Regions from separate parts of the Homo sapiens genome. Here region 1 is linked to region 2. A link is a contact called in ENCODE Hi-C or POLR2A ChIA-PET data. All regions are on one chromosome and are shown on one strand. Each heading gives the region's core, a stretch centred on a gene start or an enhancer-like site at or near the end of the contact. The rest is flanking DNA. Distances are from core to core; before and after follow the strand shown. Region 1 overlaps WDFY1 (WD repeat and FYVE domain containing 1). Region 2 overlaps AP1S3 (adaptor related protein complex 1 subunit sigma 3).

What was found. A loop is a pair of places that touch in the nucleus more often than their neighbours do. ChIA-PET counts read pairs that join two places held with the same protein, here RNA polymerase II (POLR2A). Pooled maps may share reads with other maps.
Region 1: a pooled map shows a loop between it and region 2 (4-fold over the local background). The contact joins two enhancer-like sites. A Hi-C loop is called at or near these places in 1 of 168 maps with a recorded cell type or tissue (B cell), 23 of 37 single-sample maps with no recorded cell type and 7 of 50 pooled maps. POLR2A ChIA-PET finds 5 or more read pairs at or near these places in 4 of 52 experiments (GM10248, OCI-LY7, activated B cell and 1 more).

What each region holds. Positions count from the first base shown.
Region 1 is chr2:223,891,201-223,898,236 of GRCh38, reverse strand. WDFY1 (WD repeat and FYVE domain containing 1) reads left to right here. Exons shown (of 12, transcript NM_020830.5): 7 at 2,607-2,733; 8 at 3,898-4,003. Among named protein-coding and RNA genes, the nearest start is that of WDFY1, 51 kb to the left of the region's middle. RefSeq lists enhancers at 1,099-1,298, 1,419-1,478, 2,220-2,279, 2,290-2,439, 2,450-2,509. Within about 2 kb of position 1,301, at least 5 of the 41 ENCODE cell types and tissues checked have a DNase peak (open chromatin) inside an H3K27ac peak, as active enhancers do; they include B cell and OCI-LY7, where a contact is called at or near this core.
Region 2 is chr2:223,795,650-223,802,405 of GRCh38, reverse strand. The region is part of intron 1 of AP1S3 (adaptor related protein complex 1 subunit sigma 3); the gene reads left to right. Among named protein-coding and RNA genes, the nearest start is that of AP1S3, 39 kb to the left of the region's middle. RefSeq lists an enhancer at 4,285-4,334. Within about 2 kb of position 4,490, at least 7 of the 41 ENCODE cell types and tissues checked have a DNase peak (open chromatin) inside an H3K27ac peak, as active enhancers do; they include B cell and OCI-LY7, where a contact is called at or near this core.

The sequences.
Region 1 (7,036 bases), core at 52-2,551, 99 kb before region 2:
CTCTGCTTGGGAAACATACCCTGTGTAGGGACTGAGGGAAAAGAATTACTGGGTGGAATTTCATTTCTGTAGTGCAGTGGGTTGGTGAAGCTCTGTGGAGGGGTTTTTAAAGTCCATTGATTGTATTGAGTGACTCGCCACATACACATGTGTAATAAAGAGGTTTCATTAGATGCTGTATTGGGCCATTCTTGCATTGCAGTAAAGAAATATCTAAGACTGGGTAATTTATAAAGAAAAGAGGTTTAATTGGTTCGTGGATCTACAGGCTGTACAGGAAGCATGGTGCCGGCATGCTTCTGGTGAGGGCCTTAGGAAGCTTACAGTCATAGCAGAAGGTGAGGTGTGAACAGGCACATCACATGACAAAAGCAGGAGTGGGGGTGTGGGGGTGCCACACACTTTTAAACAACCATATCTCAAGGGAGCTCATTTACTGACTCAAGGAGAGCACCAAGGGGATGGCACTAAACCATTCGTGAGAAATCCACCCCCATGAGCCAACTACCAAGCCCCACCTGCAACATTGGGGATTACAGTTTAACATGAAATTTAGAGGCTGGGCCCGTTGGCTTACACCTGTAATCCCAGCACTTTGGGAGGCTGAGTTGGGCAGATCACTTGAGGTCAGGAGTTTGAGACCAGCCTGGCAACATGGCGAAACCCCATCTCTACTAAAAATACAAAAAACATTAGCTGGACGTTGGCAGGTGCCTGTAGTCCCAGCTACTCAGGGAGGCTGAGGCAGGAGAATCTCTTGAACCCGGGAGGCAGAGGTTGCAGTGAGCCAAGATCATGCCATTGCACTCCAACCTGGGTGACAGAGAGAGACTCCGTCTTAAAAAATATATATATATATATATATATATATATATATATATATATGCGAAATTTAGAGGGGACACATGTCTAAACTATGTCAGATGCTAAGCTGTAATGGATTGCAGTTTTCATACAGATCACAAGATCACATTCTGATATATGTCACAAAGTACAAGCTTTGAGGCCATCTGGTTTATGGAGAACTGGGGAGTTGCTGAAAGAATCAATGATGGACTTATTTATGACCATAGTAAGCGTTTCAGTTGTAACAAGTTATAATAAATGTACACTATGCTTTCTATGTAATCTATTTAGGTGAAATGGAGTATATCAAATCAAGGACCCTGTAGGGGAAAAGAAGAAAAGAGAACAGCAAGTTAAAATAGCTTTGGGCAGGAAAGCAGAGGCCCGTGAAGAAACCACTTTCTGTTTATGACTAATTCTCTCATGACCCCCAGGCTCGCCAGTTTTTTCAGGGTTGCTAAAGGCAGAATGGGTTCTAGTAACTACCAGAATGGGTACTGGTTTTCATGCTGAAAGACCGTATTTATCTGCTCTTAAGCCTCTAACTGAAATGGATGGCACATAGATTACACAGGGTCGAAAGTCATGTGAAAGTAACCCCTGAAGCCTTTGCAGAATATTTGTTTCTACTTTTGTTCTGTTTTTGGAAAGTGTATGTGATAAAGTAGTTTCTGTTTGCTTTTGAATATGGCATCATTAATTTTCTATATACCTACCAAAATTATTATTAGCTTGTGTGGCTGGTTCAGTTTTACTAAGTTGATTAATGTTTCTTCTAGACAAACAGCAGTCGATGAACAAGGAAAGGACCTACTGAAAGATATACCTGTAGAAAGAAAGATTTCCCCAAGGGTTTCAAATTTGATAAGTTAGCCAATATAAAGTATGAAATGTGAAGTTCAGATTTTTCACATAAATTACTTGGCATAATTATGTAGTGTACAACAGACTTTTTTCTGTGGTACTTAATGTAATTTGCTTAAACATAGACATCTTGGGGTAAAACACCTGCCATGTCCCAGAGACCCAGAATAATCTAGATTTTTTATCTTGTGTAGGTTGGACACAGTAAACTTTACTGGTTTTTGTCACTAAATATTAGTAGCAATTTTTTTCTTCATTCTGAACATTTTGTATGTAAGCTACTTTGTAATTTTTGTCACAGAAGAACGAAAAACTTCTTTAAAAATCTTTGTATTACAAGCAGTTTTTTTTTTTTTTTTTTTTTTTTTTTTGAGACAGAGTCTCACTCTGTCACCCAGGCTGGAGCGCAGTGGTGCTATCTTGGCTCACTGCAACTTCCACCTCCTGGGTTCAAGCAATTCTCCCACCTTAGCCTCCCGAGTAGCTGGGATTACAGGCGCCTGCCACCATGCCTGGCTAATTTGTTTTTTTGGAGAGATAGGGTTTCACCATGTTGGCCAGGCCTAGTCTTGAACTCCTGGCTTCAAGTGATTCGCCCTCCTTGGCCTCCCAAAGTGCTGGGATTACAAGTGTGAGTCACCATGCCCGGCCCAAAGTAGTTTGATGCATAATTGAAAATTGTAATCTTATGACTGTGGATAATGGTGCTGTGTCTTCTGTATGACTCATGATAGCATGGTTGAATGACCCGTTGTACACCATGAAGATACCTTTTTGCTTAAAGACTCAGCTGCTCCTAGTTTGGTCTTCAGCTGTCAAATGTATACGTCCTGATGTAGAGTTATATTTTACTTCTCCCCTGCCTCCCTCTCTCTCTCTCTCTCACAAATCCCTAGGTAGTGTCGCCTGCCTCTGGTGGGACCCTATTCAGCGGTTACTCTTCTCAGGAGCATCTGACAACAGCATCATCATGTGGGACATCGGAGGAAGGAAAGGCCGGACGCTGTTACTTCAGGGCCATCAGTGCGTGACCACTTGTGGGGGTGGGGAAAGAATCCGAGTTAGTGGGGAGCTAGTGAAAGGCATTAATAGTCTGATACCACTTTCTGCAAACCCCACGTTCTAAGATGGCAATTATCATTGATAGGGCTCAGTTCACTTTTAACTGCTTTCTGTCAGCCCCGAGTGTCTGATGTTTAGTAGCAAAAAACTAAACAAAACAAACAAACAAACAAAAAAACAAATGCAGGGCTTTCTTCCTCCTTAGTCCAAAGAGCACTTGCCACTTTTTCTCTCAAGGAGTCACCCTGTTGAAATATCTGATTAAGGCAGGCATAGGATAGAGATGCAGGTGAGGACTTTGACCATGGAAGGTTGCATGTAACATGATACTAAGCTGTTGTTGAGCTGGGAGCCTAACTTGTTTTTTGTTCTTTGTTTTTTTATTCTAAAAGATATTAAATTAAGAAATGTTGTCTAGTTTGACAGTGGAATTCACCTGAGTGATACCATTGTATATTTAGGATCTTGCCCTGTAGCCCTGAAAGAAAAAGAAATACATCTTCACCTTGCTTTCTTTTCTTTCCTTTTTGGCTAGGCTGCAGCTGTTACTATAATCACAGTCAAGCTGAAAATTAGCTGAGGAAACATATTATACACAAGTATAACAGGCCAAGAGCTTGTTTCCTTGGGCATCCTAAGGGGTAGTATGACAGGCATGCAGGAGGGACAGAGGTCTTTACCCCATCTGTGTGTGTCTGTGTGTGTTTGTGTGTGCACACTAGTGATCTTTGTGGTGTTTGACTCCTTGTTCATATGAATTGTGGTCAGTAGGGGAGTTATACCTCCTTCGTTCTTGTTTCTGAACAAGTAGGTAAATCTTATGCATCTGAAAGGGAAATCATGTTGATTGGTCCCAAAAACCATAGCCCTCATCAAATCTCTGGCCTACAATTCTTAATGACCGATTTGAAAGTAGTCATATATTTTATAGAAAGTATCATTCTGTATTATGAGTTATAAAATGCCAAGTAAAGTTTATACTAGAATTCATTTTACCATGCTAAATAGTCAGTGGTAAAATACCACTTGCTGATTTTAATGAGGAGAGCAATTTGAGCCTAAATGAAGACAGTTCCTGTGTTTTTCCGCATGGAGACAAGTGACTGTTGTGTGTGCTGTTTGCAGTGACAAGGTGCAGTCGCTGTGCTACCTTCAGCTCACCAGGCAGCTCGTCTCCTGTTCCTCGGACGGCGGAATTGCAGTGTGGAACATGGATGTTAGCAGAGAAGAGGTAAGAGACAAGGGCAAGTCCAGGCTGATCGGGGGAGACCCCCAGGAACCTGGCTTCTTCTTGGCTTTTCACCCCGCAAGCTGTAAATGCTGGTCCAGGTGCAGACAGTCCCAGCTTCCCCTTCTGCTAATGGGTTATTTCTGACAAGGTCCTTTGTGTCATTTTGCATTGCTTCCTCTGCTCATTTGAGAGTTTCTACCAATGACATGCAGTATATACAATCAGCGTTTAGGCTGGTTCTCAGCCTTGAGCAATACACTGAGATAACACTTTGAGACAGATTTCTGGCATATCCAGTGATTTGGACTGCATAGAGGTCCTCCGAAGCACCATTGTGGTCCCGTAGCATTCCTGTAGGAAACCCTGAGAGATGCATCAGTGACTGCTGTCAGGGACATAGCTAAACACTTGACAGGTTTCTGGGAAAATATATTTCCATTTCTCTGCTTTTACTTCCCATTGAGTTCTAGTTCACTGAGGCCATGTCGACATAGTATTCTTTTCAGGTGACCTAATTTCTAACTTGGTTCGGCCACTAACTAGTTGTGAGACCTTATTTGGTTAAGTGCCTTAATTTCTCTAAGTATCTGTTCCCTCCTACATAAAGTGGAATTGTGGAATGAAATGACTTCTCAGTTGTCTTCCAGTTCTTTAGACAGACAGTCTAATTGTCTAAACAATCTCTCTCTCTCTTTTTTTTTTTTGAGACAGGGTCTTGCTTTGTCACCCAGGCTGGAGTGCAGTGGCATGATCTTGGCTCTCTGCAGCCTCAACCTCCCAGGCTTAAGCGATCCTCCCACTTCAGCTTCCTGAGTAGCTGGGGCTACAGGCATACACTACCATGCACAGCTTATTTTTCAATTTTTTTTTTTTTTTTTTGGTAGAGACAGGGTCTTGCTGTATCGTCTAGGCTGGTCTCAAACTCCTGGGCTCAAGCAATCCTCCTGCCTCAGTCTCCCAAATTGCTGGGATTATAGGCATGAGGCACTGTGTACATTCTCTTTTTTAAATATTTTGAAGAATGCTGCAGTGAATATTCTTGACCTTGTCATTGTGTGATTGATCAATTATTTATTTCAGACAAATTTCTGGAAATAGACCTTCTGGGTCCAAGGATATATACATTCTTAAGGCTTTTTATAGATGTCGTCAAATGATTTCCAATCAAGGTTTCCATTCTCATCTCTGCCTGTACTGTCATTATCTTTCTTTTCTAAGTGACATCTACAACTTACGATGTTGTTAGCAAAAAAGTTGATTCCAGAGAAGATTTTAGATCATGAGGGATGTTAATGACTTATAGTTTAACTTCAGAAATATTTGTTGGGCACCTACAGGGTGTCCTTACAGTCGGGAAACTCAAGTGAATGTATTTAATAAATGGCTTATTGATATTGCATTGCAGTACCTACTGTGTTGCATGACATCACATGATCTGTTCAGTATCCTGTCCTTTATGGCAATATGTTGTTCAGTGTGCTGTGCACCATTGTAATAGACATTATGCGTTGATGCAGAATTCCCACCAGTCCCTGCACATGTGTCTGCTTTGTGTTGTCTCTGATTCTTTGTGAGTCTGATTCTCACTGATTAAACCTTCATTTTTAGCATATTCCAGTAGAAGTGATCAAGGGGCTTTCATCTATTTTTTTTTTAAATGGTGACATTACTCATTTCCAGACTTTATGGCTACTGTACACAAAGATACTTGCCCACAAGAAATGTGTAATCTAGTGGAAGAAATAGACTACCCTATAAATAATAAAATGCAATCCATAATACAGAGACGTACTGATTGTGAGATTTTTTGGTAACTTTGTAAGACAAGTCAGATAGAGGAAATTTGGATTACATGTCTGCTGGTTAATTTCTCTTTTTGAATTTTCTAAAAATTATTTGGTAAGGCTTAGAATATTTTATTATTAAACACAGATACATTGGCTCAATAGTATAGGATGTGGCCAGCGCAGTGGCTCATGCCTGTAATCCCAGCGCTTTGGGAGGCTGAGGTGGGTGGATCACCTGAGGTCAGGAGTTGGAGTCCAGCCTGGCCAACATGGTGAAACCCAGTCTCTACTAAAAAATATAAAAATTAGCCAGGCATGGTGGCAGGTGCCTATAATCCCAGCTACTTGGGAGGCTGAGGCAGGAGAATCACTTGAACCCAGGAGGCAGAGGTTGCAGTGAGCCAAGCTTGCACCACTGCGCTCCAACCTGGGCGACGAGCAAAACTCCATCTAAAAAATATGTATATATATATATAAATTATAGGATGCATAATACTATATTTGCAAAGATTTATTCGAACTGTGTTTTACGTTTATCAGCTACTAGTTATATGCAGCAAGAAAAGCTAGTAAACTGTTCTTGGCTCTTGGCCTATTATTTTTCAGTCTTATTCTGAGAGAGCGGAAAACTCAGAGAAAGGCTGTATTCCCTGGATGATGAGGGGAGGAGACTGTTGGTGCCCAGCACTGCTGGTGGCTTTCCCGAGGGTTTCACAACTTAGATTTTAACCTGCTCTTTTTATCGTTGGTAAATTCTTTTAGAAAAAGTACTTAGAAAGTAGAAGTGGGATTCCTACCGTCAAAGTGCATCACTGTGGAGTGTATTTCTCTATCTAGGGAAAGAAAAAATAGTCCCATCAATCAAGGCATTTCCTGTGTGCACAATTCACTGCGTCTGTAGAAGAGACAGGAAGGCAAATTGTGTCAAAAAGATGCATTATTTTTAGTGGGTTTTTTTGTTTGTTTGTTTTTTAATAACTGAGAAAATGTATTGCAAGGATAAACAGGCTATAATCTATAAGGTTCTGACCCTGCCTTAGGATTTTTGGGCTTTTTTTTTTTTTGAGACGGAGTCTAGCTCTGTCACTCAGGCTGGAGTGCAGTGGTGCGATCTCGGCTCACTGCAACCTTCGCATCCTAGTTTCAAGTGATTCTCCCACCTCAGCCTCCCAGGTATCTGGGGTGACAGGCTTATGCCACCATACCTGTACCTGGCTAATATTTTATATTTTTAGTAGAGACAGGG
Region 2 (6,756 bases), core at 3,241-5,740:
GCTTGAACCAGGGAGGTGGATGCTGCAGTGAGCCAAGATCACACCACTGCACTCCAGCCTGGGCAAAACAGTGAGACTCTGTCTCCAAAAAAAAAAAATAAAATAAAACTGGATGCTTTCTTAATAAGGAAGAAAGCCCAGCAGATAGTGACTGTACCTTCCTCCCCTCCTTCCTTACCATCCTCCCATCTCATTTCTCTTAGAAACAGGGATTTCCCTGCCAATACAAGGTCTGTTTAGTTATCTTAAAATCTCAAAGGAAGTAATGGCTCCTCCTCTCAATAACGTTCCAGACCCTCAGTAGAGATATACAAACAATCTTTTCTAAGTTCCTCATCACTCTCTAGGAAGAGATAAGAGCCCACGTTTGATCAAGCTAAACTAGTTAGATGGCCTCAGATATCTTTTGCAAAATGTTGACAGTTCAAAAACTTTACTTAGAGCTTTTTCTACCTATTTTATTGTCACTTCTGTGATAAATGTAATACTAGTGACACAGAATGACTCAGTACTAGTGTCATTATTGTCGTCAGTTGAATTTTTATTTCTTCTTAGTCTCTGTAAGCCTAGGCCTTTTGGCCTCTCTGCTTGTTTTTATGGTGGTCACAGAAACCGTTAGTATTAGATGGGGCAGAGGGAGCTTTAAGTGTTACTCTCTCATGGGCCGGGTGCAGTGGCTCACGCCTGTAATCCCAGCACTTTGGGAGGCCGAGGCGGGCAGACCACTTGGAGTCAGGAGTTCGAGACCAGCCTGGCCAACATGGTGAAACCCCACTCTACTGAAAATACAAAAATTAGCCAGGCTTGTTGGTGGGTGCCTGTAATCCCAGCTACACGGGAGGCTGAGGCACGAGAATTGCTTGATCCCAGCAGGTGGAGATTGCAGCGCCACTGCACTCCAGCCTGGACAATAGAGTGAGGCACTGTCTCAAAAAAAGAAAAAAGAGAGCTACCTTCTCATTATATGGGTGGTTCAATATCATAGTGACTTTAAAAGTGGGCAAGGCCAGTCTAACTGGTGCCAGCGTATATCTCTTTGCTTTCTGCTCAAGGAGGCAATGTTGCATTGCTGTTAAGAGAATGGGCTCTGGAATCAAAGCCCAGCTCTGAAACCTTCTAGCTCGTCGATCTGGAACAAGGTACTTAACTTTTTTAAGCCCTAGAGTCCTTATCAAGTGGGAATAATAATAGTATCTACTTCTCATGGTTATGAGGAAGATTAAATGAAGTACTGTGTGTAATGTGCTTCTTCCATGGTGTCTGACGCATGCCCTACATATGTCAACCATCGACTGTTATACATAGGTCTCTGGTATTAGCAAAAGACTTCTCTGGTTATAATTATTTGCATAACTGGAAAAAATGAACAGTAGGGGTTTTAGCTTTGGTGGATGAGAAAAAGTGTCAGATGCTAAGTGCAAATAGCCTTGGGCTGGGAATGTGGAGATCATCTTAATTCTGCCTCAAACTGTACCACTGAAGGTATAATCACCAGGTCTCTGGGCCTTGATTTCTTCAGTTTTCTTTCTTCCCTATTTGTATACTTTTATTTCCCTTTCTTGTCCTATTGCATTAGCTAGGACTAGTATGATATTGAAAAGCAGTAATGAGAGAGTTCATCCCTGCCTTGTTCCTGACCTGAAAGGGAAAGCTTCTAGTATATCATCATTAAGTATAATGTTAATTGTAGTTTTTTGTAAATGTTCTTTATCAAGTTGGGGGCATTCCTCTCTCTTCCTAGTTTGCTAAGAAGTTTTATCATGAATTGATGTTCAGTTTTCTCAAATGCTTTTTCTGTATCTGTTGATATAATCATGTGATTTTTCTTTTTTAGCCTGTTGGTGTGATAAATTATATTAATTGATTTTTTTTTTAAAGAGACAGGGTCTTGCTCTGTCACCAGACTGAAGTGCAGTGGCCTGATCATAGCTCATTGCAGCCTTGAACTCAGGCTTAAGTGACCCTCCCACCTCAGCCTCCTGAGTATGTAGTACTACAAGTGTGCGTCACCATGCCTGGCTATTTATTTATTTTCTGTAAGGATGGGTTCTCGATATGTTGCTCAGGCTGGTCTCAAACTCCTGACCTCAAGTGATCCTTTTGCCTCAGCCTCCTGAAGCTCTGGGATTACAGATATGAGCCATCATACTTGGACTACATTGATTGATTTTTTTTCTTTTTTTTTTTTTTTTAGACGCAATCTCGCTTTGTTGCCCAGGCTGGAGTGCAGTGGTACGATCTCAGCTCACTGCAGCCTCCGCCTCCTGGGTTGAAGCAATTCATTTGTCTCAGCATCCCGAGTAGCTGGGATTAGAGGTGTGTGCCACCATGCCTGGCTAATTTTCGTATTTATAGTAGAGATGGGGTTTTGCCACATTGATCAGGCTGGTCTCGAACTCCTGACCTCAAGTGATCCGCCCTCCTTGCCCCACTTCGGGAAGTGCTGGGATTACAGGTGTGAGCCACCACACCTGGCCATACATTAATTGATTTTTGAATGCTGATCTGGCTTTGCATTCTGGGATAAATCCCACTTGCTTGTAGTGTGTAATTCTATTTATATATTATTGGATTTGAATTGCTAATATTTTGTTGAAGATTTTTTTCACCTAGGTTCATGAGAAGATTTCTTCAGTTTTAGGATGAGAAGTGTTGTACCTAATCAGCTTTATTGTCCTTTCTAATGCTAGAATTTTGTGAGTCTAGGAATGAGTTATTATTTCATTTTAAATACCTCACTGTGGTAGCTACTAAATAAATATTTGCTAAGTTGAATGGAATCTGCTGACTTTATCTTTGGAATGTAGATGATCTGGTTTTATAATATGGAATTGTAATGAGATAGAAAACAACAGTGATGATTTTTGAGATTAAAAATAAAAGGCATAAAATTCAAAGCCAGAGATATATGGTGGATTGCTTTGCTAAGCTGCCATAAGGAAGTACCATGAGCTGGGTGGCCTAAACACTGACATTTATCATCTCATAGTTCTGGAGGCTAGAAGCCTGGCAAGAATGGTTTCTTCTAGGAACTCTCAAGAGAGAATGGGTTGCTTGCCTTTCTCCTGGCTTGCGGTGGTTTAAGGGCAGTCTTTGGTGCACCTTTGCTTCAGTTGCATTACCCCAATCTCTGCCTTCACCTTCATGTGGTGTTTGTGTGTGTGTGTGTGTGTGTGTGTGTGTGTGTGTGTGTGTGTCTAGGCCCGAATTTCCCTTTTATATGAGTCCACCAGTGACAATGAACTAGGGGCCCACCCTACTCTAGTATGACCTCATCTTAACAAGTTACATCTGCAATGTCTATTTCTTATCTCCCTCTCTCTCTTTTTATTTTGAAATGGAGTTTCACTCTTGTTGCCCAGGCTGGAGTGCAGTGGCGCAATCTCGCTCCATGCAACCTCCGCCTCCTGGGTTCAAGTGATTCTCCTGTCTCAGCCTCCTGAGTAGGTGAGATTACAGGTACCAGCTACCACACCCAGCTAATTTTTGTATTTTTAGTAGAGATGGGGCTGCACCACGTTGGCCAGGCTGGTCTCAAACTCCGGACCTCAGGTGATCTGCCCACCTTGGCCTCCCAAAGTGCTAGGATTATAGGCATGAGCCACTGCACCCAGCTGCAACATCTATGTCCAAATAAAGTTGAATTCTGAAGTACTGGGGGGTTAGGACTGTAACATATGAATTTAGGGGACACAATTCAATTCATAGCAAGTGGATTATTCTGTCCTTTCAGTGTAACTACCTGTCTATCCTTCCTTCCTTCTTTTCTTCCATTAAATTTTACTGTGCCATACAGGTGGATGGATAACAGACAGACAATTTTATGAGGAATTGTCTTTATAGAGAGAATGTTCACATTTCACGTAAGTGGCTACTTAATAATTCATAGCAGTTAACCTTTTATTCTGCAGGTTACTTGTAGCTGGCATGGACTTAATACATGTCAACAGTTTGTTTCTGTGTTATTCCATTTTTTTCCCCTTATTGTTGTTCCTCTTATCCTGTTCTTCCTAGCTCTGTTCTGCCCCCTCAGATCCACTTAATTTGCCTTTCCCTGAACATTTCACAGTAGCTAGTTCTGCCACCAGATGGTGTGCAAGGATTAGGAAAATAATTGAAATATGTTGGCCAGTGTCTTTTCAACATTTTATTTCAGGAAAAAGGCTGACATGACAGGCCTACCTGAGATTCTGAGATTGACAGCAGGCCAAAAATGACATTCTGAGATTGTGGAGATTTAAATTTTTTATGTAAATTTTCCTCTCATTTATCATGGAAACCTGAGCTGGCAATCTTGAGGGGAAAAAAAACCTATGACATTTGATGTATATATGTAAATGAGAGACTTTGACCTCAGAATAGATTTGACAGTAATATTCGGCTGAGATATAGAAGCGAGGTTCTTGGGTCAGAGGACCACTTCCTCAAATAGGTAGTCTCAGAAGCCACAGAAAGGAGAAATCTCTTGAGCCAAGCAAAGCTGTAGAGTGTTAGTGCGATGAGGGACTCCAGCTATCATCTGATTCAGCAGCCTCAAATGAGGCCTGCAGCCAAACAGAGCTTGCAGACCACATCCACACACAGTGTGCTTTGTTTAGCTTGAACAAGGTTTTATTTTATTTTATTTTATTTATTTTTTTGAGACGGAGTTTTGCTCTTTGGCCCAGGCTGGAGTGAAGAGGTACGATCTCAGCTCACTGCAACCCCTGCCCCCCGGGTTCAAGTGATTCTTCTGCCTCAGCCTCCCAGGTAGTTGAGATTGTAGGCACCTGCCTATAACCATGGCCGGCTAATTTTTGTATTTTTAGTAGAAACGGGGTTGTGCCATGTTGGCCAGGCTGGTCTCGAACTCCTGATCTCAGGTGACCCACCTGCCTCAGCCTCCCAAAGTGCTGGGATTACAGGCGTGAGCTGTGTCAGCCTGAACAAGGTTTTATTATTATTAATTGACAACGTTAAGACAACTCCAATATTTCACCTAATCATCCAGATTTCAGGCTTTTGGGAAAAAAATCTGAAGACTTAGCAACAGTGATTGACATGTTTTTCTTGGCCACACTTGACTATGGCAGAGCTGTGGCTGCGGCTTTCGTTGGAGCTTGTGATTCATAGTTGCTGCTCTCTCCTCCACCCCCTATTGTATGATGCTGATCTTTACCCTTATTTAATATGTTACCTGCCTCTGCCAAGCCTGTGAAAGGCATTTGGATATGAAGACATGAGGTCTGGAGAGAGAGACGAGGGAAGTTGGTTCAGGCCACACCTGCCTTCCGATCCCCACTAACTGGTGCTATGACTGTGCGTAGAAACTGGTGGGAAAAGAGTGAAAGTGATTCACCTTAGAGGAGTAATGCAGTACAATTAAGGAATCAGCAGGGAAGGTGAAAACTCAAAATTCAAAATTCTGCTGCTGCCACTCAATGATAGAAAAAGTCGTTAGAGGGCCAGGCGCCGTGGCTCATGCCTGTAATCCCAGCACTTTGGGAGGCCGAGGTCGGTGGATCACCTGAGGTCAGGAGTTCAAGATCAGCCTGGCCAACGTGGTGAAGCCCAGTTTCTACTAAAACTACAAAAATTAGCTGGGCGCAGTGGCGGGCACCTGTAATCCCAGCTGCTTGGGAGGCTGAGGCGGGAGAATCGCTTGAACCTAGGACGTGGAGGATGCAGTGAGCTGAGATTGCGCCACTGCACTCTAGCCTAGGTGACAAGAATGAAACTCCATCTCGAGAAAAGAAAAAGGATGCTAGAAGAATACACACCCATAAGTGAAAAAATGGGGAACCCTGAAGTAAACACCTTACAGGGAACTTGAATAAATACATGATCAGAAGACCATTGGTCAGTGGTCAAGAGAAAAAGAAAGGAACTCCAGATTACTCATCTCTAAGTATATCCCTGCTGTTTCTGGGATAAACTTATTATTTAAATAATAATAATGGAAAGGTGACTGATGAGACCAGGCGATTAAGGAGACAAGGTAAGTAAGTCAGCTAGACAGCAAATAGTTTGTTGTTTCCCAAGAATGTCCTTCTGGGGTACCTGTGAAATGGCTGTCAGAGGCTCTTCCCATCAGAACATGGAAACTGTTAGTGAAATAAATAATGGGGTAGTAATGGGATGATTCTGAATGGGGAAGCAGAGATTGTTTTTGCCTGCCTTGATGAAGATAAATGGGAGTATAAATGTGAGGGGCTGGCCCCTGGATAATTTATTTTATATTAATTAATTTTTTTGAGATGGAGTCTCTCTGTGTTGCCCAGGCTGGAGTGCAATGATGCGATCTTGGCTCACTGCATCCTCCACCTCCTGGGTTCAAGCGATTCTCCTGCCTCAGCCTCCCGAGTAGCTGGGATTACAGATGCCTGCCACCGCGTCTGGCTAATTTTTGTATTTTTAGTAGAGAAGGGCTTTCGCCATGTTGGCCAGGCTGATCTCGATCTCTTGACCTCAGGTGATCTGCCCACCTCGGCCACCCAAAGTGCTGGGATTACAGGCGTGAGCCACCGTGACTGGCCTGGGTAATTTATTAATGATTACAGACATTTACTGAATGCTCATTCTTTGCTGGACTCTACACTATAGAGGTTGACATATGTAATATCATTTTGTTCTCCCAGCATCACTGAGGTCCTTATCATTGTTTTTCCTATTTTGTTGATAAGGAGACTACAAAGATCAGGTAACTTTTTCACATCGACTTAGCTCATAAATGACAGAGCCGGGATTTAAATACAAGCTCTCAAGCTACTGATTACC